5 separate regions of the Homo sapiens genome follow, and all the other regions are linked to region 4. Evidence: read pairs that join two places in POLR2A ChIA-PET (ENCODE). Cell type or tissue: HepG2. All regions are shown on one strand. Region 1 overlaps ATP1A1-AS1 (ATP1A1 antisense RNA 1). Region 2 overlaps MAB21L3 (mab-21 like 3). Region 3 holds the start of MAB21L3 (mab-21 like 3). Region 4 overlaps LINC01762 (long intergenic non-protein coding RNA 1762). Region 5 holds the start of ATP1A1-AS1 (ATP1A1 antisense RNA 1).

The links. Peaks named below come from ENCODE experiments on the same cell type or tissue, not always from the same donor. Only the 100,000 strongest peaks of a DNase experiment are listed, where the experiment ranks them.
Region 1: POLR2A ChIA-PET joins it to region 4 with 35 read pairs; 10 of 35 experiments call an interaction of 5 or more read pairs at or near these places.
Region 2: POLR2A ChIA-PET joins it to region 4 with 11 read pairs; 16 of 35 experiments call an interaction of 5 or more read pairs at or near these places.
Region 3: POLR2A ChIA-PET joins it to region 4 with 12 read pairs; 3 of 35 experiments call an interaction of 5 or more read pairs at or near these places.
Region 5: POLR2A ChIA-PET joins it to region 4 with 129 read pairs; 10 of 35 experiments call an interaction of 5 or more read pairs at or near these places.

The regions. Positions count from the first base shown.
Region 1 is chr1:116,410,233-116,415,232 of GRCh38, forward strand. The region is part of intron 1 of ATP1A1-AS1 (ATP1A1 antisense RNA 1); the gene reads right to left. It also overlaps the pseudogene RNU6-817P. Among named protein-coding and RNA genes, the nearest start is that of ATP1A1-AS1, 5.9 kb to the right of the region's middle. In HepG2, no CTCF peak of the experiment used is centred here; a DNase peak (open chromatin) is centred at 2,139.
Region 2 is chr1:116,137,311-116,142,310 of GRCh38, forward strand. It overlaps MAB21L3 (mab-21 like 3), which reads left to right. Exons shown (of 8, transcript NM_152367.3): 8 at 1-839. Among named protein-coding and RNA genes, the nearest start is that of MAB21L3, 28 kb to the left of the region's middle. RefSeq lists enhancers at 1,650-1,699, 1,798-2,092. In HepG2, a CTCF peak has its summit at 1,937 (motif pointing right); a DNase peak (open chromatin) is centred at 1,931.
Region 3 is chr1:116,107,573-116,112,572 of GRCh38, forward strand. MAB21L3 (mab-21 like 3) reads left to right here and starts at 3,827. Exons shown (of 8, transcript NM_152367.3): 1 at 3,827-3,938; 2 at 4,057-4,238; 3 at 4,835-5,000. In HepG2, no CTCF peak of the experiment used is centred here; DNase peaks (open chromatin) are centred at 2,239, 3,149 and 3,409; H3K4me3 peaks cover 2,558 bases.
Region 4 is chr1:116,472,782-116,477,781 of GRCh38, forward strand. The region is part of intron 2 of LINC01762 (long intergenic non-protein coding RNA 1762); the gene reads right to left. Among named protein-coding and RNA genes, the nearest start is that of LINC01762, 3.5 kb to the right of the region's middle. RefSeq lists an enhancer at 2,479-2,623 and a cis regulatory region at 2,544-2,557. In HepG2, no CTCF peak of the experiment used is centred here; a DNase peak (open chromatin) is centred at 2,610.
Region 5 is chr1:116,418,388-116,423,387 of GRCh38, forward strand. It overlaps ATP1A1-AS1 (ATP1A1 antisense RNA 1), which reads right to left and starts at 235. Exons shown (of 3, transcript NR_027646.1): 1 at 72-235. RefSeq lists an enhancer at 60-354 and a silencer at 314-443. In HepG2, no CTCF peak of the experiment used is centred here; DNase peaks (open chromatin) are centred at 214 and 2,234; H3K4me3 peaks cover 1,242 bases.

The DNA of each region.
Region 1 (5,000 bases), 63 kb before region 4:
TGCTCTATATAAAACTGCTTGTAAGTTTTTGTTGGTGGTGTTTTTTTGTTTGTTTGTTTGTTTTAGAGATGTGGTCTCACTCACTATGTTGCCCAGGCTGGGCTCAAGAGATCCTCCTGACTTGGCCTCCCAAAGTGCTGGGATTATAGGTATAAGCCACAGCGCCCACCTGGTTGCAAGTTTTTAAAGTTTTGCTAAAATGACAGGCATATGAAGACATTATTGCCAACTATATATTGTCCCAGAAACAAACATTCATCCTTTACTATAAAAGTCTTCTGCGTATGGGTTCTCTCCCAAAGAAGGGACAGCAAAATGCTCACAGCCAGCTCTTCACCCCATGTGCATGTGCCAGGAGAGAAGCCCAGAGTCCTTGCAGGTCACCCAATCCAGCTCCCTTATCACTGGTGCCAACAAGGCAATGTTTTCTAAGGGAAGGGAAACCAACATTTATCGAACATGTACTACTGCCTACAGCACTATTTTGGGGGCTTTTTATTTCATTTCATCCTATGAAGTAGCTAGAGGTAAATATAATCCCCACTTTGCAGAGGGGAAATTGAGAGGTTAGTAGCCTGTAAGAAGTGGTTAAGAATGTGTTTGAACACATATCTATAAGCCTTAATCTTTCCATTAGATCAAGCTGCTTCCCATTAGGGACATAAAAGAATCCTGTGTTGCCACTGGTGGTTTTTACCTCAACATACCCTAAAGCCAGAGACTCCCATATACTAAGGTGGACTCATCAGATTCTTGTGGGTCCATATACTTGAGCAGCTAGCTAGGTATACTTATTCCAAAGAAGTAGCTAGTAGGTAGGCATGGCAGAAACTTATTAGTTGTTCAACAAACCATACCCCTTCTTCTTCCTAAGCACCCACCTTGAACACATTTCTCACCCCACCTTGTGGAGGTACAGCCATGTGACTGTTCTAGGCAACGGAACAGGAGTTCACCTGATGTACCTATCACTTGCAGGCCTGGCCCATAAGCCCTTCCACAAAAAAGCATTCTCTTTCTATACCTACCAGATGCATGGTGGAAGAAATAGGAAGGCCCTCAAGCAGTGGTTCTCATCGTTAGCTGTTGATTGAAATCACATGAGAGCTTTAAATATCGCCATTGTCAGGCTGCATCCTAGACCAATTAAAACAGACACTCTGGAAGTGGAACCAGGCATCAGGATTTAACAAAGCTTCCCAGGTGATTCCAGTGTGCTGCCAAGGTAGAAAATCATTGCCTCAGGCTGGGCACTTTGGGAGGCCAAGGCAGATGGATCGCCTGAGGTCAGGAGCTCAAGACCAGCCTGGCCAACATAGTGAAACCCCATCTCTACTAAAAATACAAAAAATTAGCTGGGCGTGGTGGCGGGCACCTGTAATCCTACCTACTCAGGAGGCTGAGGCAGGAGAATTGCTTGAACCCAGGAGGCAGAGGTTGCAGTGCAGTGAGCCGAGATCGCATCATTGCATTCCAGGCTGGGCAAAAAGAGCGAGACTCCGTCTCAAAAAAAAAAAAGAGAAAAAAGAAAAAAAAAATCAAATCATTGCCTCAGAGCAATGATTCTCAAAATGTGTCCCCCAACCAGCAAGACCAGCAAGACCAGCAATGCCTGGGAACTGTTTATAAAATGCACATCCACAAGCCCCATCCCAGACCTACTGAGTCAGAAACTCTGGGGAATTGCATTTTAAGCTCTCCAGATGACTCTGATGCATACTGAAGTTTGAGAACTTCTAGAGGAAGTAAGCCACAAGACAGAAGGAGCCTGGCCCTGAGTCGCTGCTTGGAGGAGGGCCATGTGAGAGAACAACTCAATCAGGAACACCCATATCAGACTATTGTGTGAGAAACCCACTTTCATTGTGTTAAGCCATTGACTCAGTGGGTACGCATTTATGTGGCTTATGAGAGAACATGGAAGATTGGAAGGTGGGGTCTAAGCAGTGGTGTGCAGGAGCTGGCTCACACCAGCTCATTTGTTAAATTTTCAGGAATTTTGCAAACAAGGTGACTTCTCATTGGCAACATTAAATTGGCCAAGGTTGGAATAGTTACACCATGGAAATTGTCAAATGCTACAAACCAGGACTTGTTTTCCCAGAGAGCTGGTTGTTAAACATTAACCAGCACACCACTGGGACTAAGCATCAGAGAGTAGAAAGGTGGGATGATGGTACAGTGGCCCTGGGCTGTAATGAACCATCAAAGGAAATGCCATCATGTGAGGCTCTCTAGGCCCAGCCCACACGCAGGCTTCTCTTGACAACACTGTGTCTTTGCCATGTCCTTGTATTTAGAGATTCTGGAAGCTGAGAGAGAAAGACTGTGGAAGCAGAGTGGGTGAATGGTCAAAACTATCATTCAGGTTAAGAACTGGTGGGGTTTCTCAACTGTGGCACTGTTAAGCTTTTGATCAGATGAATCTTTTTGGGGGACGGTATCCTGTACCTTGTGCATTTTAGTAGGTTTAGCAGCCTCCCTGGGCTCTACCCACTAGATGTCATTAGCCACCCTTCTCCCTCCAGTTGTGACAAGGAAAAGTGTCTTCAGATACTATCAAATGTCCGTCCGCTGGAGGCAAAATCACCCCCAGTTGAGAACCACTAATTAAGAACTACCTAGAAGGCAAGAGACACCCCCATAGGGGTGGGCTGGGCCTCAGCCTACCATCTCAACCCCATGACAATTTAGGGAAGATGCTTTTGGATTCAACTGTAATCACTTTCTATCACATTCTATTAATCTCTTTTCCAATGTTCCCTATCTCTCTGATCACTCCACTCCGTTCTCTACCACACAGCTCCCAGAGTCTGTACCACATTAGCTCTTGGTTTGGGAGTGTCTGATGTTGACTGAAAAATATTTCAAGTGTGTTAGCTTCTCTCCTCGACACCACTGGCCTCCATCCCTCTTCAAGATAGTATGGTGCAGGGATTGAGAACACTGGTTCTAATGGCAGCTGGTCTGCCTGGATCTTGCTCTGCCATACTTTAGCTCTGACTTTAGGCAAGTCACTTAACCTCTCTGAGCCTCCTCCATTTCCTTGTTAATCAAACGGGTGAAAATACTATTTCCTACTTCATAGAGTTCTGAGAATAAAGTGAGATAATACTCAACAAACACTGGCTACTGTTTTTCACTCAACGGATTTTAGAGCACACCCAGAATGGTGGACCATGTGCCACATGCTGGGGGAATGGAATTGAGCAAAACAAACACATAGGCCCACTCCCTGTTACAGTCTGGTGGGGAAGACAGTGCAATGAGCAGGTCTTAAGAGGATGTGTGGTAAGTGCCAGAAGAGGAAAATCCCCTGGTACCACAGAAAACCACAGGTGGAGCCTAACCAAGCCTCAGGGGTTGGGAGGAGGCTCCTGGGGAAAATAAGGATGGGCTCCGGGCAGGCCCTGCTGGTTGCCTGCCAAATGTACATGCCCTCCCCTTGGTCTTTACCCATCCCATGCTCCACTGGGGTATCCCAATTTTTCTGGATCTTTTTTCTTTACACTTTTTTCCATTTATTTACTTATAAAAATACGGAATGCTTCATGAATTTGCACAGCATCCTTGCACAGGGGTCATGGTCATCTCTGTGTGGTTCCAATTTTAGCATACATGCTTCCAAAGCCAGCACTCTTCACTTTTTTCACCACACTCAGCTCTCCTTCCTTTCTTCTCCTAAAAGGTAACCAACCATTTTAATGTTTATCTTCTTATTTCAATGTGTTCTTGCAACATGGGTATTGTTTTGTGTGTGTGTATGTACTTTTAAACTTTTATCATGAAAATTCTCTAAGGTACACAAAAGTAGAGAAGATAATATCACAAACTTCCATGTAGCCATCATGTAGTTTGAACAATTTTACCAACATTTTGCCAATTGTGTTTTATCTAGTCTCTCCTCTCCATCCCTACTTCTTTCTTTCAGAAGTATTTTAAGACAATCCCAGACATGGTTTCACCCATTATACATCTCAGTATGCATGTTCAACAGAAAATGACTTTTCCAAAAAACTCATAACCACCAAGTAGATTCTTTTTTTCTTTTTTTTTTTTTTTTGCTATGAGTACTCCTGATCCTTCCTATGATACTCCAGTTGCTTCTAACTGCTACACAGTGCTTTTTGTGTGCACGCCCCACATGTGACCTATTATTTTTCACAATAATTGACACTCAGTTGGTGGGCAACTCCCTTCCACCACTAATAAGACTGCAGGAGCATCCTCACACAGGTCTTCTCCTGGCCTTTGTGAGAATTTCTCCTGGGACAGAACTGTGGGTCACATGATATATTCATTTACATAATTTCACCAAGAAGACCAGACTGCCCTCCAGAATGGCTGCACCAGTCCACAGTCTCACCAGCAGCGTGAGGTTCCCATGTCTGCACACCCTGCCAATCACTGGAATTGTCCAGCTGGCTTTTTTTCTTTTTTTTTAATTTTCTCAGACCTCGCAGGTTTCTATTAATAATTGTTTTCAGTCTATGTAAAGTCTCATTTAAATTCATATTTTTGATGATTAACAATGATTTTGAGCATTTTATCATATTTTGTAAGATTTTAGGGTTAATTCTTCCATAAATGGCATGTTCATATCTTTTACTCATTTTTCTATGGGGTTGCTGTCTTTTTCCTGATTTGTAGGAATTCCTTGTGTATTCTAGATATTAGTCAGTTTTAGACACTGCAAGCATCTTTTCCCATTCTGTCATTTGGTCCTACTTTTTGATCACTTTTGTATCCGCCTTTCTCTCCCACCTTCAGCTCCAGGGGGATCTCCTGCTCAGTCTCATCTACTCATGAGACTCCTATACCCCCTTGCCAGTGATGGATTTAGGAATACAGTTGTGACCAATTCTCTACAACATAGTGAATTCAGCCAGAGGGCTTCCAAGAAAAATTTCTTCACTCCTCAGAGACACAAGAAGATCTAGTCTCTGTCTCTCCTCCCGCTGAGTGTTCTCTGGATATGACATGGAGCTTCTGTAACCATC
Region 2 (5,000 bases), 340 kb before region 4:
TGAAGGACATGAACAGACACTTCTCAAAAGAAGACATTTATGCAGCCAAAAATCACATGAAAAATGCTCATCATCACTGGCCATCAGAGAAATGCAAATCAAAACCACAGTGAGATACCATCTCACACCAGTTAGAATGGCAATCATTAAAAAGTCAGGAAACAACAGGTGCTGGAGAGGATGTGGAGAAATAGGAAAACTTTTACACTGTTGGTGGGACTGTAAACTAGTTCAACCATTATGGAAGTCAGTGTGGCGATTCCTCAGGGATCTAGAACTAGAAATACCATTTGACCCAGCCATCCCATTACTGGGTATATACCCAAAGGACTATAAATCATGCTGCTATAAAGACACATGCACACGTATGTTTATTGCGGCATTATTCACAATAGCAGACTTGGAACCAACCCAAATATCCAACAATGATAGAGTGGATTAAGAAAATGTGGCACATATACACCATGGAATACTATGCAGCCATAAAAAATGATGAGTTCATGTCCTTTGTAGGGACATGGGTGAAATTGGAAATCATCATTCTCAGTAAACTATCGCAAGAACAAAAAACCAAACACTGCATATTCTCACTCATAGGTGGGAATTGAACAATGAGAACACATGGACACATTAAGGGTAACATCACACTCTGGGGACTGTTGTGGGGTGGGGGGAGGGGGGAGGGATAGCATTGGGAGATATACCTAATGCTAGATGACGAGTTAGTGGGTGCAGCGCACCAGCATGGCACATGTATACATATGTAACTAACCTGCACATTGTGCACATGTACCCTAAAACTTAAAGTATGATTAAAAAAAAAAAGTACTGTAACCAAATGGTGGGGTCCCTAGGCTATCGTTTAATAAGTAATGATTTTAAAATATTGAAAAAAAAATTTCCAAACCAACAATGAGTTTACAATTTTTGAAAACATGAAGGCTTGGTGCAGTGGCTCATGCCTGTAATCCCAGCACTGTGGGAGGCTGAGACAGGAGGGTCACTTGAGACCAGGAGTTCAAGACCAGCCTGGGCAACATAGCCAGACACTGACACCCCGTCTCTACAAAAAATTTAAAAATTAGCCGGATGTGGTGCTCAGGAGGCTGAGATGAGAGGATTCCTTGAGACCAGGAGTCTGAGGCTGCAGTGAGCTTTGATTGTACCACTGCACTCTAGCCTGGGTGACGGAGTCACCGGAAGGGAGACCCTGTCTCTAAAAAAAAAATTTAAAAAGAGCATATAAAATGGTGAACAAACTAACATTTTGTTAAATCATCAAAAATTTGTATTCTAATTCTCATATTCTTGTATCTTAGGAAACATCATTTTTGAAAAGGTGGCAAATGTAATAAGGTTTTAAATTTAATTTCGGCCGGGCAGGGTGGCTGAGGCCTGTAATCCCAGAACTTTGGGAGGCCTAGGTGGGCGGATCCCTTGAGGCCAGGAGTTCCAGACCAGCCTGGCCAACGTGGTGAAATCCCGTCTCTACTAAAAATGCAAAAATTAGCCAGGCATGGTGGTGGGCACCTGTAATCCCAGCTACTTGGGAGGCTGAGGCAGGAGAATCGCTTGAACCTGGGAGGCAGAGCTTGCAGTGAGCTGAGATCTGGCCACTGCTCTCCAGCCTGGGCTGGGCTACAGAGCGGGACTCTGTCTCAAAACAAAACAAAAACCATCTTAAGCAACTTTTAAAACAGCTACACAGTCACGGAATGCTAAAAAGTGAAAATTGACTGTAACATTGGTTCAATATGTGTGTACGTGTGTGGAAAGGGAGGAACTGACGTGCGCCACAGTCTGATTCCGGTAGATTCTTTCCGTCTTTCCCCTGAGATCTGAGGGTTTTGCAGGAAGCAGGGCTACCAGCAGCTTCCTGCGTATTCCCAATTCTTGCCAGCAGAGGGCAGCAAGGGAACACATATGAAAGGAGCCAGGTCCCACCCATTCTCGTCCTCGGAGCCCAGCAGGTGTCACACTTCTCAGCCCGTAACTTACACCTGGTCCCTCCAGAGCAAGGATGAGTGGATTCCAGCTCATGCCAAATTGTTGACCTTTCCTGCCATTTTAGCCGAGATTTACATCTTTCTCCTTAAAACTCAGATTTTAAAAGGGAGCCTATGAGAGGACCGTCCATCCAGGCTCCCGGGGCATTCAGCTCCATTCTGTTTCCTGGGACAGATTGCACAGCTAAGAAAAGCCAGAGAATATTACTCCTTTATTCTGTTCTTTTTTTTTTTTAATTCTCCAAAAGACCGTTCAATCCTTCTTCACTCTTCCAGGCCCAAGACTAGGCGTGTAGAGGAATGGTTGGTTTTCAGCCACCGCAGTTGACCTGCCTGCGTCTGCATCCCAGTTCTGATGCCGAGGAGCTGCATGACCTTGGCAAGCTGTTTGGCCTTTCTGTGTCTCTAGTTCCTTCTCTCCAAAATGGGCATTGTGATGGCCAGAATTGTGTCCACCACAATTCATAAGTTCAAGCTCCAACCCCCAGCACCTCAGAATGTGACTGTATTTAAAGAGGTGATTAAGTTAATAATAAAGAGGTGATTAGCTGATTCAGTCTGACGGGTATCCTTAAAGGAGAGGAGATTAAGCACACAGAGAGATGCCAGGGATGTGCATGCGCAGAGGGCAGCCACCCACAGACCAAGGAGAAAGGCCTCAGGAGAAACCAGCCTGTCCACACCTGCTCTTGGACCACCAGCCTCCAGAACTGGGAGAAAATACATTTCTGTTATTTAAGTCACCTAGTCTGTGGTATTTGGTTATTTTCCTATGGCCCTAGGAAACTGTTACAGGCATCATGAAAGAATATATACCTCATAGTGTTAATGAGAGCAACGAATGGAATGATGGATGTAAAAGGCTCTTAGTTGAGTACCTGGCATGGGATAACTGCTGAACAAATGTTTTCATTTTAGATGCCTACCCCTCGTGCTATTTGCCCATCTCTACCATTCCTGATAACTATACCAGACCACAGATAAATTCTTTGTAAAGAAAATATAAACCATCACAGAGGAAACATGAGAAAATTTCACTGCAAATTCTGCAAGCCCATTCTCCCCTTCGTCCCTCTTGCTAAAATATAGAAGGTATCTCCCTGAAAGGCCAATTTCTCCACATGTGACAGCTCAGATGCCTCCCAGCTCTTCAGTCTTTCCATTTATTTCTTGTAGTTTCCTCCACATCCTCCCGCAATGGCCGCTTCACTCTCTTCTCCCCTTTACTGTCCAGCTTCCTGAGTTACTATACGTGTATCTCCACCTACTCGCCTCATTCACTCTTTTTGTTTTTTTAAATTGTGAAATATATTTATACATGTGAGAATCTAACCTATTTAAAGAAGAATAATAAAGCAGGCTGGGCGCGGTGGCTCACACTTGTAATCTCAGCACTTTGGGAGGCTGAGGCGGGGGGAGTCACGTGAGGCCAGGAGTGTGAGACCAGCCTGTCCAACATGGCAAAGCCCCGTCTCTACCAAAAATACAAAAAATTATCCAGGCGTGGTAGTGCACATCTGCAGTCCCAGCTACTCGGGGAGGCTGAGGTGGAAGAATAGCTTGAATCTGGGAAGCAGAGGTTGCAGTGAGCCGAGATTGTGCCACGGCACTCCAGCCTGGGCAACAGAGTGAGACTCTGCCTCAAAATAATAATAATAATAATAATAATAATAATAATAATAATAATAATACACCAATATACTGTACCTTGGTGAAAAATAGCACATTGTCAGTATACGGAATTCTCCTTGCTTCCCCTTCCTTCCAGCAGCCTCCTTCCTCCCAGACATAGGTAATCGTAGGTATCCCACATTTTATGTTAATCATTCTCATGTTTTTCTTTATAGTTCTACTTCCTACCATATTTCATTGAACTTAAGCTCCCGACATTGTAAGATGCATTATTATTTCACCTCTAAGAAAGAGACTCACAAAATGAATGGTTTGGTTACAAAATTTTGGTTACAAAATGAATCTCAATTTTGAAGTGTTTGAAATGTCAAAAAAAGAGACATGGCTTAGAATCAACAAAATATGATCTGCATGCATCCCAAATTGTGTTTTTAGTTTTGACTGTTTCATTTATCTAAAGGCTTTACATACATGAAATCATACTGTATAAAGTCGTCTGTGATTGTTTCTCATGGCCACAGAGAAACAATCTTTTGAGATTGTTTTTATGCTTTTGAGACTCCCATGTGTGTCTTCATGTAGCAGTCGTTTATTCCTTTTCACCAATAAATAATATTCCACTGTGGGAATCTGCTGCTACACTTTATATATTCTTGTTACTGTAATTGGACATTTGCATTGTTTCCAGTTTTTGTGATTTGAATGATGTTTTTATGCTCATTCTTATACATCTTCAGATGCACACAAGTCTTTTAAGGGTGTACACATAAGAATAAAATGTAGGTTCACAGAATACATGAATGTTTAAATTTACTAAATATTGTCAAAATATTTCCAAAGTGATTACGCCAATCTAAATTCTCCATTTTAATATGGGTGGATTTTCAGCAACTTTCTCCATTATAATGGAGCACATTTTGCATCTTGTTTAAGGAATCCTTCTCTCTTTTCAGGTCATGGGAGTGCTCCTATATTCTCTAGAATTTTATAGCTATGGCTTTTAGGAGAAGTAGCTGTTCCTTATTTTTCCTATTCTATTCCAATAATATTGGGGTAATCTCTTTGCTGGAAAGTTTGGTTTAACTCATGTAAAGAACTGGCTGGACCTTCAGTTTTATTGCCAGGAGATATTTTACTATTAATCTTTTTTTTTTTGTGGTAGGGGGGCGGAGGAGGGTACGGAATCTCGCTCTGTCGCCTAGGCTGGAGTGCAGTGGCGTGGTCTTGGCTCGCTGCAATCTCCGCCTCCCAGGTTCAAGCGATTCTCCTGCCTCAGCCTCCTGAGTAGCTGGGATTACAGGTGCACGCCACCACGCCCAGCTAGTTTTTATATTTTTAGTGAGATGGGGTTTCACCATGTTG
Region 3 (5,000 bases), 370 kb before region 4:
AGAGAGCTGGCGTTGACAGCACTGGTTATTTCTCATTCTTTCTTGTTGACCACAGGCTCTACAGTGGTAGAGTTGTTGGTGTTAAATAAACTTTTATTTTCTTCCTTCAGTCTAATATTGGGGAACTAGTCCTTTCTATATGTATTGTGATAATAATTGCAGCTAAGAAATAATGTACTTTTAATTGAAATGGCCAGATGGAGCCATGACTTTTTCAAAGACATGGGTTTTTGGCTTCTAAGTTCTACACGGCATGTTCTAATTATTGGGCAGTTTTTCAACATTCCTGACACCTTTCGGCTGTGAATAGTGGCTTCCTTCAAGTACACAACATCTTATCCTGTTGTTTTGCACTTTCTGAGTTGAAATCAGCCTTTCCAAGGAAAATTTCCTTATTCCTTTTCTACTTTTGTTGTGTTCCTAAATGAACTAATGGGAGCTTACTCATTATTTAACTTTACTTTTCTCACTTTATCTTATGCCTGCAGATGGGAGATAGAATGGGATTACATTGTAGAATAAGAAAAGGGGCCACCGTCATTTAGTCATTAATTCATGCATGCATTCATTCATTTATTAAGCAGCTACTATATGTCAAATACTGTTTCCAACAAGGTAAATCTTTTCCTTTAAGGAGCTTTTGGTACCACAGGAGCTAGATACAAGCAAAGTAACAAAATGCAGTATGATAAGAGCTAAAGTAGGAGTTTAGCACTGGGTGGCCTAGAAGCATCGTGTAGAGTCCCCCACCCAGTCTTGAGAATCAGAGAAGGCCCTGGAGCAGGTAGCAGCTAAGACAAATCTTGGAGAACAAATAGAAGCCCAGTGAAGGGGTGGAAGGTAAGGGGAGAGTCCAAGCAGTGAGCATTGTCGGTGCAAGGGTCCAGAGAAGATGGTGAGGGAGGGGGTCTTGCAGGGAACTGTAACTATTTTAGTATTGCAGGAGTGCAGAGTGCAGGGGTGAATCTTGTGTGTAGTACAGTGTTGCTTAAAAAAGATAAATTAAATAAACAAATAACCCAAACAAGTTAGAATATCCCAGATAGGATATATACTCTTGCATCCACCGCAGACCCCTATCGCTTTCCATTGTTCTACTCTATCCTGATTTATTTTATTAACCACCTGGCCTATGTAGGCATTTGTGTTTGGGATTCCCTACCTCTGAACCCAGACCAAAGATCAAATTCAAACTATCTCAGTTACCATGTCAGGTGTGAAAGGAAAGAAGACCAGCTTTTTGATGGAACTGTGAAGACCAACCCAGTGAACAATCCTACCCACCAGGTAAGACCAGGAGAATTACTCACATACATTAAAAGAAGGATCTTTCATATGGAACCAACCTAATTGTCCATCGATCAATGAGTGGATGAAGAAAATGTGGTACATATACACCATGGAATACTACTCAGCCATAAAAATAATAAAATTATGTCTTTTGCAGCAATTTAGATGGAGCTGGAGGCCACTATTTTAAGTGAAGTTACTCAGGAATGGAAAAACCAAATACCTTATCTTCTCACTTATAGCTGGGAGCTAAGCTATGGGTATGCAAAGGCATACAAAGTGGTATAATGGACTTTGGAGACTCAGAAGGGGGACGTGGGAGGGGACTAAGGAATAAAAAACTACATATTGGGTACAATGTACACTATGTGGGTGATGAATGCACCAAAATCTCAGACTTTAGTACTATACAATTCATCCACATAACCAGAAACCACTTGTACGTAAAAAGCTATTGAAATAAAAATTTAAAAACAAAAAACCAAACAAGCCTTAAAAAATAGATCTTTTTCCTCAGGGAGTGAAATGGAGTATAAACACAAATATTTATTGAGGTCTTATCATGTGCCAAGTACTATGCTAAATTTTTTTTTATATCAGGCCTTTCTATAAAAGAAGATAGCAATTTAAGCAGTCACAGATGCATGTATATAATTAAATTTATAATTTGTAAGGTGATTTTACACATCTTAAAATATATTTTATTTACTAGAATGTCACTTTATAATGTGACATTCTAATAAATAATGTCATTTTGCATAATGTTTAATGCAAACAAATAAGCATTCAGTAATGTTTATTGAGGGCCAGTTGTGCGTTAGGTACTGAGGCTTCTCTGGAGATACAGAACAGACTGGCCCCTGCCTCGGGTTGTTCACTACTGTGGACTTCAGCACATCACAGACGATTATCTCTGCCTGGTATTCTGCATTGTCAGATTCAGTCTGAGTCATCTTGGGATTACAGGAAATCTTTTAAAAAGTCAGAGTTTGTTCCTGGCTAATATGGTGAAATCCCGTCTCTACTGAAAATACAAAAAAATTGGCAAGGCGTGGTGGCGGGCGCCTGTAGTCCTAGCTACTGGCGAGGCTGAGGCAGGAGAATGGCATGAACCTGGGAGGCGGAGCTTGCAGTGAGCCGAGATTGCGCCACTGCACTCCAGCCTGGGCGACAGAGCGAGACTCCGTCTCAAAAAAAAAAAAAAAGTCAGAGTTTGTAATCCTGCAAACTTTAACAAATTTGTATATTTAAGGTTGATTTTGATCAAGCTAACCTTCCTCCTTCTTGGAATTAAAATCTCAGACACTAAGTAAATCAGTAACAAACACTTCTGCTGGTAAACCAGGGCTAGCATTATCTCCCCGGGACTTCTCAGATTGGCAGCGTAGGGTTTTGCATGCCTTGTTAACCTGACTTGTAATAAGTTCTTAGTCTTCACAATGGAAACTGAGCCAAAGCAGGTTTACATTTCCGTACTTGCATTTGGTGTGAGTCATGAGAAAGGAGAATATTTATTTTCTGAGGAAGGAAGAGAACCTGAGCTAACTTTGAATTTCCTCAGTGGCCTAGCATACAAGTGCCTTAGGCTTACTGTAATTCAATCCTTTTGCGAATCCTATATCCAATTACCCAGATATCTACATCTAAAAAAAGCTTGTCTTCATCAAACTGTCAGACAGGAGCTGTCAGAGAGTCTATTTGTGGGACTGCCCTGTATTTCAGAGCATTTGCCCATAAGGAGCTAAATCATGGAGTAGGGAATTGGGTTGTGCCCCCACAACACACCTATTCCCTGGATATGACATCCTGGTAAAATCGGACTGTGTAGCTTCCCTGAGCACATGATTATTTCTTCGTTTCCTGATTGCTCAGTTGGCCCTGTTGGTTGCTTTCCCTGCTCACAGCCGGCAATTGTCGCTGGATCGTAGGGCAAGAGAATATTCCAGTTATAACATTTTGATCAGCTGCGGTACTGGAGCAATCAAGATAGGGCAGCCACAGGTGCAAAAATAATGAAAGTTTGTGCATCTGATGACAGGTGTCTGGGGTAACCCTCGAACATTAGGAAAGACCCCACCGGAGGAAAGGGACTCACAAGTTAATGATTACAGTGAAAGCAGAAGTAACAACAAAAATGAGCACATGAGAGAAACAGTGGGACTTTCGTAATGTTGAAAATGAGGTGGAGAGAGAATTCTAAATTGCAAGTTCAGAGAAAGAGGCTCTTGCTGTCTGTGAAAAACAAATAGTTTGGCACTACTATGATAAGAAAAGCCCAGGGAATAAGATTCTGAAAAATTTGGGAGCACTTGATATCAAAAGAAGGAGATTTAGAATTACATATAGAAACAAATGGAAAATCAAGGCTGTTTTGAGGGGTGCTATCAGAGGGTCATTGGAGAGGATGTAGCTTTACAATATTTATATCAGGCTGTGCATTGGCAGGAGTTCTGTAGAAGTTGGACTGAAAGCTGGAGGTAATGACGTGGGTGGGGCACAGAGCAGCTAGGGAGCTCTGATGCGGCTTTTGCTTGGGGCAGAGTATGGGAAGATATGCAAACGCTGAGGCCCCAAATAGTGCAGTGGCCTTTGTGGGCAGCACTTACAGGTGGGCTTGGAAACACTTGCCTTTGGAACATTGTTTAAAAGTAAGTAGTGCTCCCAGAAGGGCTGTAATTTCTTTAGATTATCTGATAGCAGACTCCGTGATGTTTACCAGCTTCAAGGAGATCAGACCATTGTGAAATTTTTTTTTTTTTTCTGTAGTAAAACTAGCCCCAGCCAGCCCAACTGGGAATTTACTGCCTGAGCTGTTTTCCAACATAAGTTTTGCTGGCAAAACCAGACGTGAGTGTTCCCTCGACTCTAAAGGGACCTGTTTACACTGACTTTATTTTTACTGCCAGCTTTCAAGTTGGAAGAGGGAAATTACGTTTAAAGGTCAGCAGGTGAGCAGAAGGATTCCTGACCAGCCATTCCTGTGGGTGTGTGCCCGTGTGCACTCTGTGTACGTGTGTGTGCCTGTGTATATGTGTGTGCCTGTGTGTACGTGTGTGCCTGTGTATATGTGTGTGCCTGTGTGTACGTGTGTGCATGCTTTTCTAAATGCCAACCGTTGTGCTCTGCGCTGGCTGACAAGACCTGATCACTTGTTTGCGGGCATAATGATGGGTGTCAGGCTGGTTGTTGGGCAGTTTCCTATTTGTTTATTGTAAAGAAGGTAAATCAATCCGTGGGATTTTCTGGCTTGGAGAGCAAGGGGTGTTTACTGTCAACAGGATAAGGACCAGGAGATATAAGATACTGAGTTCCACGGTGCATCTAGTGTTGGGACAGGAGCATAAAAGGTGGGGAGAAGCCAACTACAGGGTATTTCTGACTTGGATGGAACTTTTAAGTACTTGGGTGGGAAATACAATTTGGAAAATTGCTCTCTGGTGAAAGCACCAGTCAATGTAGCTAACTAAGGTATGATTAGGTTGGACTCAAATTCAATTTTATCAACTCTTCTTTTTAAATTCTTTTTTTTTTAATTTCCCAAAAGATGACAGATGGATTTTCACAATTTGGAAATAAAAACATGAGTGAAGGGTTCGGAAGGCAAGTCTCTGGTCCATTACACACTTCCAGAAAAACTTAGTACCCAGAGACTCACATTACTGGGAGTGCTATCTACTCACAAGTGTTGCACTCCATTGAGAAAAAAAAAA
Region 4 (5,000 bases):
GCCTAATGGGTTTTGAAGCCTCAGTAAGTTTATGTGGATGGGTGCCAAGAGCAAACAAATCACTGCAGCCACAAGCTGCCTCACTCCATATCCGAGATGCATACTGAGAATGACTGGGAAGGCTACTTGGTATGGGAACCCTAAAGCAGTTAGGATGGGGAGGCCCCCGGGGAAATGCTATCCTTAGTGCTCTCCAGGAAGCATCATTTACAACTTCACCATTGGCCAAACACTAATATATGTGCTTTACATATATCATCTCATCGAAGCCTCATTATAACACTAATGGGTTAGGTGTTATTACACCCCTATTTTAAAGATGAAGGAAGTCAGACTCAGTTAAGATCATACATCTATTAAGAGGTAGGGCAAAATCCAGACTCAGTCTTTTCTGATTCCAAAGCACCTGCTCTTAACTGCCCCACTTTATTGCCCTCAGAGCTCTTTGGTACCAATTACACCAGGCATTCCTAGCTACAAGGCATTGTTCATTCATTCATCCATTCATTCAACATCCAGCAATATTTCTTGAGCATCTGCATCGTGCCAGGCCCTTTGCTAGGCCCTGGGACCTCACTGATGAAGGAGACATGGACCCTGTCCTCATGGAACTTGGAATCTAATGAGTGAGTGCCAGGGTCTGGAATGGGAGTTAAGGACTCACTTAAGACTGGGCAGGTTGTATCTTGCACAAAGGCTCTGCACTAAGGGGGCAAGTGGGTACTGAAACCCAGCTTATATTCCACTAAGCTATGTGCCCACAGAGCGACATCTTCTAGAGGAAGCAATTTAAAAAATTTTTTCCCAAAGAGTAATATGGGCTATTCTGGAAGTACCTGCCTCCCTTAACTTTTCTTTCTTTCTTTTTTCTTTTCTTTTTCTTTTTTTTTTTTTTTTTTTTTTGAGACGAGTCTCGCTCTGTCATCCAGGCTGGAGGGCAGTCACGCAATCTCAGCCCACTGCAACTTCCACTTCCTGAGTTCAAGCAATTCTCATGCCTCAGCCTCCCAAGTAGCTGGGATTATAAGTGCAGGCTCCCACACCCATAGAAATGGGATTTCACCATGTTGGCCAGGCTGGTCTAGAACTCCTGGCCTCAAGGGATCTGCCTGCCTTGGTCTCTCAAAGTGCTGGGATTACAGGCATGAGCCACTGCACCTGGCTGCCTCCCTTAACTTTTCAAGCCAGTGTCACCCTGAAAGACATCCTCATGCACAACCTGCAGTGTGTAGGGAACATGAACGCACCAGGTAGACTCTGGACAGTAAGGAGGTCAGCAGCAAGTCCAAGAAAGTGTACTCAGGTCTGTTTGGCCCCAGTCAATGAGGTCCACATTCACCTTCAGGAAATCCTGGCCAGTCAACAATGATTTAAACCAATCCCTTCACCACCCCCAGGCAAAGTCCCTGTGTAAGTAAAACTTCCAGTGATTCCCAAAGATAGTATCCCCACCTCAGCAGACGGTGGAGGCCCCTGCTCGGCCCTGGACCTGCAGGCCTTCTTCCAACAACTGTCAGACCCCACAGGAATGGAAAGGAAGGCTTCTGGAGACACATACTGGAGGGAACAAGGGGACAAAAAAGGCAAGCTGACATCAACCCCAAACCCCAATAATTCGGAGGAGAGTATCCCTGGTAACAGAAACAGAGACAGAAGGAGGTCTGCGGGAAGAAAGATGAGTTCTTTATGTATGCCAATTTTCACATGTTAAACATGCCATGCCTTCTATCCGTGGAGCCTTCACATACAAGACACTATGTGCGATATTTACAAAAGCCCTAACCCGATTGCCTTTTTATAGATGAAGAAATTGATATGCAGAGAAACAAAATAATTTGGCTTAGGTCACATAGCTAGGAAGTGGCAGAACTAGAAAGTGGCAGAGGTGGGCCCTCTTGATTCAAAAGACACTGAATCAATGTGTAGTCTAGCTTAGAAGTCCTCGGCCTGAAGATAAAGATGAAGGAAATGAGATAAAGGGAATGAGGCCAAGAAACAGTGAGGCAGATGGAGAGAAGGGAAAGAGAGGTACAAAGGTAGTGGAGGATGCACCCTAATAACTCCTCACAGATAAAGCAATACAGCTACTGCGACCAGCTATCAATGCAGTTCATAAATGCAGAGATCATCAGAGCAGGAAAGGACCTCTGTGCTCCCAGCCTCCCCGTGTTACAGCTGAGGAGTAGAGGGCCAAGGCATCTAGTGGCTTCCCCAAGGTTCTCCAGGCTGCTGTGGAGGCAGAGCCATGGCCACGGCCCTGGCCTCCTGGCACTCAGGCCTAACAGCTTCCATCAGGCTGTACCACTGAGATTATCATCATCAGTGATGATGGTGCCATTAACAGCCATGGCCACCACTATCTGGTTTTTTAGCACCAGCCACCCTGGCAGCCATCTTCATTTTGTGACTTGAAGAAAGCACTGCCCTGGTCATGTGAGCACAAGAGGAATGGAAAATTCCAGGTCAGGGAACAACACACCCTCCAGGCATCCTTCTCCACCAGCCCTGCCTTCAGAGGCACCAGGCCCTTTTGTCCCACCACCAGTTAATATTTCACTTGGGTGAGACTTTAGAGAACAAAGAACACAAAGCTGGCCTTGAGGGGCCAAAGGTAAGCAGCCCATGGTTCCCGATTCGGCTCATAAATAAGAACAGGGCAAATGTACTTTGGATAAGGACGCGCTCAGCCTCCCGCAGAACAGCTGGGGAAGCTATTCATAGGAAAGCGTGCTATTTGCGTCTGCCTGGCATTTGAATGAGGCTCACCTAACTGTGCCTGCCCTCCCCACAGATGTGAGTCACGCTCCCCACTCACGAGTGAGGAGTGGCCAGGGGCAAAGGAGAATTGCTTCTCGGCTCAGCTGAGAGAACTGTGGGGGCCAGGAGCGGCACTGCCAAGGATATCTCCCTCCCCCGGGCAGGGAGGGCCTCCAACTGAGGACACTTATTCTGTAGTGATAGAGCCTGATTCCCCTCCATGTGAGAGAGGTGCCTCCTTGGACCCTGCTACTTTGTCCCTTGGCCCTTGGTCAAGCAAAGGGGACAATTCTCAGCCCCCAACCCCTTGCCGGTGGCTTTGACTATCTTCTCACATCTCCAGTACTCGGGGAAAGCCAGTCAGAGCAGCGTGGGAGGCCAGTTCTAGTGTCACGCTGCCATCCTCCAAGTTCTACTGGTCCCTGGTCTCTAATTGCAAAGCTTACGTGCTGTGGAGGTGAAGTGGGGGTGATCCCTCCCCCTTAAGCAGCACTGCCCACTTCTGAAGGTCATCCACCAATGCTCCTGCCTCCTGTAGCATCCAGTGAAGTTCTGGGCTGGTTCTGAGCCGAGGGTGTGCCGGAAGCAGGGCTCATTATGGTCCAAAATAACCTTGGGAGGTCAAGCCCAGGCCTGGGCATCCCTCATCCAAGGAGCCCTGATGGGGGGGTCTCTCAGGGCCTAGCCGAAGAGTCAGTTCCGCTCCATAGCAGCACTGATGGTTCAGGTCAGTCCCAGGCCCATGAGAAAAACTCCAGTTCTGCACCAAAACACAGTGGCCTTTGGAGTCCATCAGACTCCAAGCATTAGGAAGGGCCAAGCTCTTCTCCCATTGGTAGTTCTCACACACCTGTGGGTCCAGAGAGGGGCTACCCGCCATGATCCTGGGAGCTGTGGTCTAAGGGATCTCTGTATACCTGAGTATGCTCAGCTGCGGTTTGGTGTTTTTTATTAGTGAATGGCTTAGCTCCTCAGCTGGACCATAAACTTCTCAAGGGAACATGCTGTGCCCTTATCTTTGTGTGCCTGCATGACAGCACACAGCCAGCATGCAAACCATGACCTCATATGCACTTAACACTTGACTATATCTCTTTGGCGACTAGACTCTACTCCTTTGGACAGGGACTTCTTAATTCTGTATTTCTGAATGGCCTAGTGCTGGCTGTGACACAGGGTAGTTATATAATTGATGGTGTTGATTTGAATTGTCCAGTTTGAATAAAGAATTTTCTAAATGAGTCGACATTATGACACAATGGATATAGATGAGACCATTAATGCATTTGAAATTTACACTAGTGGACACATGATGGTAGATGCTATAGATACAGGAACCCATGCAAATTCCAACTTTGAGAAACTAGTAACCTATTTCGAAATTATACCTTCTCCTGTTCTTCATGGGCAAAGATGATCCAAGCATGGAGGACATGACATTTAAGCCTTCTTCCCAGTGTAAGGGATGTGCCTTCAGCTAAATTTTTCTCTCAGTCAACATTTATGGGCACCTACTGTGTGTTAGGCACTGTACTATGGGCTGAGTATTCAAAGAAAAACTAGGCACAGGTGAATCGTAAATGGAGAGCTACGGGTCTAGTGGGGCTGAAGGCACTTTCTCAAGGAACTCATGGCACTGAAATAGCTGCTGCTTGAGAAGTATGGCCTAAGCTCCATGGGAGTGAGAAGGGATGAATTCTTCCTGGGGCCAGGAAGGGAGGATGAAATCAGGAAAGGCCTCCCAGAGGAGCAGATGTTTGAAGGATGGACAAATCCAGATGGACAATAGAGTATGTATTCTAGGCTGGAGGGTATTAACCAAAGCATGGAACCCCCTCAGTTCTTTGGGAGGAGAACAGTCTCCTCTGCTCTCACTGTAGCTGGTGGCTTGATTGCTGACCAAGGTCAGGGTGACACCTTTGGCCAAAGAATGGGGCATTTGCTTCTAAGTCAGCCAAGGGCTCTTTCTGTCTGAAAATAGCTGCCTGAATTCATTTCCCCAATTAGTCCCAGAGGCCAAAGATAGGAGCAGGCTTTCTCCACCAGCAGGGCAGAAACTGCAGCTAGAAAGCCGGCCCTGCAGCATGAGGAACCCCTGGGGAGCTGGCAGGAGACCTTGAGGTCTGACCGGCTGTGTTTGGATGGACCCTCTCTAGCTCTTTCCCCGTCATGTGACTGAAAACCTTATCATAATGAAAGCTGTAAAAATGCCAAACTTTAACCTTATTAAAGTCACACTGTTC
Region 5 (5,000 bases), 54 kb before region 4:
TGGGATTGGGACTCTGTACTTAGGCTGGCAGCCCATATTAGGACTGGGCACCGTGATAAGCACTTTCTTACCGCAAATGCACGATTTCACTCGGCCCTCACACACCCCACGAGGTGGGCACCGTCACAGTGCCATCTCACAGGCAAGGAGGCCAGGCCCAGGCCCTGAGGATGCGCCGCTCAGGTGGGAGCTTCCGGGGAGCTCGCGCGACAGCCTGGGGGAGCGCGGATTCGTCTCTGCGCTACGGCGGCTGCAGAGGGTCAACCCGCGGAGGCGGCGCTTCGCGGCGGGTCCTCGGCCTGAGGCTGTGGGATGCCTCCAAACCCGGCGCGGCCTCCGTCTGCAAGGAGAGCAGAGGGTCCCCGCCGGGAGCGCGCCCGGCTGCGGCCCCAGGCGGCCCTGCCCGCAGCCGCCACCTGAGCTTGGGCGCGGCTCCTATCTCCCACCCGCGCGTCGGCCAGTGAAGGGCTCCGTGCTTAAACATCATTCGTTACAGAAGTATTGCGGCCATCACACGGCATTTTAAAAACACGAATGATGATAAATAACTTTAACACTGCTTCCAATTCTGCCTCCAAGCACAGCATCATTACCATTTGCATGCGTTTCACTTCATTCGATTTCCATGTGTATGGATTTGTTTCTACATAGCTGTGGTAAAACGCACATACTAAACTGAATCCAGGGTTGTTTTCCACTTTGTAACATGAACATTTTCACCGTGTTAGTACTGACGCTTCCTACCTATAATTTTTAATGGCAGGACTTTAAAAAATTGGGTTGATACGCTGTCACTTCTCTGAGCATCTCGCAAATGTTCAACATTCAAGTGGCTTCCAAAGCTTCACGATTATAAATTATTCATTCTTTTTTGTTTTGTTTGGTTGTTTGTTTGTTTGTTTGTTTGTTTTTTGAGACGATGTCTCGCTCTTGTCGCCCAGGCTGGAGTGCAGTGGCGCGATCTCAGCTCACTGCAACCTTCGCCTTCCAGGTTCAAGAGATTCTCCTGCCTCAGCCTCCTGAGTAGCTGAGATTACGGGCATCTGCCACCACGCCCACCTAATTTTTGTACTTTCAGTAGAGACGGGGTTTCATCATGTTGGCCAGGCTGGTCTCGAACTTCTGACCTCAGGTGCTTCTCCCTCGACCCGGCCTCGGCCTCCCAAAGTGCTGGGATTACAGCACTTTGCTGCCCAGCCCATTCTTGTGTATAAAGTCCTTTCAGTATTGAGATCAGTTTCCTTAGGTTATATTCACAGGAGTGAAACTGCTAAGTCAGAATGTGAGCATTTAAAAGCTTTCAGTATTATTGCCAAATGGCTTTTCACAGATGACTCAGGGAGGTTTTGGTACTTGGAACACTGCTACTTATATCCCACTCCCCCCCCCCCCCACCAGGAAAACATCTAAAGTGCACTTTTTTTTTTTTTTTTTTTTTTTTTGTGAGACGGTATCTCGCTCTGTCGCCCAGGCTGGAGTGCAGTGGCGCGATCTCCGTTCACTGCAAGCTCCGCCTCCCAGGTTCACGCCATTCTCCTGCCTCAGCCTCCTGAGTAGCTGGGACTACAGGCGCCCGCCACCACGCCCGGCTAATTTTTGTGTTTTTAGTAGAGACGGGGTTTCACCGTGTTAGCCAGGATGGTCTGGATCTCTGACCTTGTGATCCGCCCGCCTCGGCCTCCCAAAGTGCTGGGATTACAGGCGTGAGCCACCGCGCCCGGCTAAAATGCAGTTTCATTAAGAGATAGTGACCCTTTCTGAGAGTGTCTACATTTAATTGGGATCAGAGCTTGAAGTTGAAAATTTTGTGCCCTGGGACTTCAGACATCAGAAAACAGGGTAGGAAGATTCTCACGGGTTAGGATTTTTCTGGTGACCCTGAGTGGGGGAGCCACTTATTCTGCCTTCACTTAAGGCTAAACTAGACTCCCGGCCCTGCGTAGAGTTCTGAGGGACACCAGGGTCACAAGGCTAGTGAGACAGAGTTCATTTGGAAGAAGTGAAATAATTTAGGAATTCACAGAATATTGATGATGATATCCTTCCTCCTCCAGATGACAAGGTAATAAAGAATAATGAGATGTGATCATGGGAAATAGCCACCATGAGCAGCAGCCACCAAGGCACATAAATACTGTGGAATTGACTCTGCTGTCAGCTTGTGGGTTTCTGGAGTGACAGATTAAACCAAACTCAGTCCAGCTTCTTGTTTACTCTGTGTAAATCTACTCACTGTCCAGAATCTTCAGGCCGGTGTTGCCACCACTTGTTCTGTCTGTGATTCCCAGTGATGAGTAGGAGGTGACCAGCAGGCAGACTGTCTCCCTATGGGTAGGGAGCCTCAGAGTTCTGCAGGGACTGGGGTATAGGTAGAAGATGAAAAAAATATCCTTTCTGAATCAGCTCTTTGCCTGTCTGGGCAAACCCCTACGTTTCCTATCCACACTTTCTCTGCTCTAGGACCTAAGCCTTGGAGAGTTGCCCCCAGTTCATTGACAAGCTCCCTACACTAGAGTCCTTTTGTAGTGGGCATTGGGGTGCACCACCCAGATTTCTCTTTAGAACTGGTGAACTTATTCCCTCAAGCTGCTGGGGATTTGCTGGCAGACAGACCTCTCCAGGAAGTGCCTTAGCTGAAGAGAGATCCTCACTCAAGGTCACACCCCACCCCCCTTCCTGGAGCAGCCCACATCCAATGAGGTATACTTGTCTGGCACCCTCACCCCACCTTCAAAGTTCCCTATGGGGTCAGCAGAGACCTTTGTTGAGACTGCTTTGCAGCCTAACTTATCTCTCTGCACAAATTGTTTCTCATTTTCCTTCTATTCCAAAGGTGTTAATCCCAAGAGTATTCCTAATAAATGTCCCTCATGGAAGTTTCCATCTCTGGGTCAGCTTCTGGGAAGCTCAACCTGTGACACCAATCCCACATGAAATATTTATGTGCTACTCCATGAGTCCCTTGTTTAATAAACATTATCTAGCAATAACATGGGGATAAGGTCACAACTCAAAATAGACTAGCTTATAGCTTTGCAGCTTGTTTTGTGTCACTTTTTTTTCTGATTCTCACGAGCTCTGTCACACTACAACTCCTATTTCTAGGTGTGGAAGACAGAATAATGGCCCCGAAGACGACTTACATGGCATAGGGAAATCAGGATTGCAGATGGAATTAAGGTTGATAATCAAGTGATCTTAAAATAGGAAGATTGTACTGAATTTAACAGGCTCGATGTAATCACAAGGATCCTTAGACGTGGAAGAGGGAGGCAGAAGAGAGTGAGATGTGACTATGGAAGAGAATCAGGGAGATGTGAAAATTACTCACTCGCCATTGCTGGAGGAGATGGAAGAAGGGGGTCACAAACCAAGGAATAAATGTGGCCTCCAGAAAGTGTGAAAGGCAAGAAAATGGATTCTTCCCTAGAGCCTCCAGAAAAAAGTGCGGCCCTGCCAACACCTTTATTCTAGCCCATGTCAGATTTCTAGCCTAAAAAACTGTAAAATAATACATTTATGTTGTTTTAAGCCATTTAGTTTGTAGTGATTTGTTACGGCAGCAATAGGAGACCAAGACACTGGGCAAATCTGCTTCCTTCCCAAGGGCTCACTTATAGGCGAGGCCGCAGCAGAAACAGTGAGGAGGAAGCAGTTGGAACAGAACAACCTCTCACATGAATAACTCTTGGCCCTCCTGTCTTGATGCTACCATGAAAGAAGAAAGCATCTAATATTTCTCCATAATCTACCTCTTTAAAGTGAAATAATAAATCTGAGAATTTTAGCAGTGGACAAAAGGATAAAGTTCATCTGTATCAATGGCTTTCAAGCTTTCATTTAGCAGAGGAACATTTTTTAAAAATAGAGAATCACAGACAAACAATATCCAAGACATAAAAGTGGAGCTATCCTGATTGAAGCCCAAGGCCCATGGTCTTTCGCCTCCCCTGAGGAACTGAGGACGAAGGACAAAAACCATCCACCTAGGACACTTGGCCCCTGGACTGGAGAACAGCAAAACAAAAGTTAGAACTCAAGTCTCTACCTCAGCCTGGTGCCTAGGCAAAAAGATTGACTATAGGCTGTTCTCAGAACACTTGTGGGACAGCCTTCTGTGGTCAATGAGATTTATGCAGCATCACGGGACATCTGTGAATTTCCTATAGACAGATCTACACCTCTTCTTACATGTTTCTTGTGTATGTTGCACTTTGTTATACACTGGATCTTCACACCTAGAGCCAGTCCCACTGGAGATGTGAAATAAACAGCTTACTACATGATGTGACTGTGTGACAACACAGTCATCATCTGACTCCAAACCTCTCCCCCAGCAGTCCGCCAAGATGCCTGACACTCTACCATTGGAGTCTCTAAGGAATTGCCTACAAAAGGCTCCCTTCAAAATTTAAATACATTTCATTGATTGCAAGGCTCACACTGTATCATTTCTAAACATCTTTAAAATCAGGGCCTAACAAATCTCTGGACTCTTGCAGTTATAATTTTTTTAATGGTACATAAATAAATGTAGCATCTTGCAATCGATGTCATTTTAGATTTGAAGAAATACGGTATGTGACTTGGGTGGATGAGAAATAAATTAACCTATTAGCACCTTTGAAGGCTGAAGCAGATCAGAGTCCTCAAAAAATGGAGATAGGAGTGTGTGTGCATGTGTGAGTGTGCATGTGTGCAAGGTAGAGTCTCCGCACTAGCAGGGATCTCAGCAGACAAGAACAAGCATGACAGGGAAGGGAGGGAGACATGGGAAAGCTTTCTTGGGCTGTGTGGAGCTTATATTCTGACATAGAGATTGAATAAATTAAGATCCTCATTTGGATACATGGCAAAGGTTTTTTGGATTGTGTAAAGTTTATATTCTGACATAAGAAATTGAATAAATTAAGATCCTCATTTGTTCTTGGCAGCAAATGAGATTCCAAAATGGTTGCTAGAGTTATGTTACAATGACATTCCTTATTTCAGAGTCTATA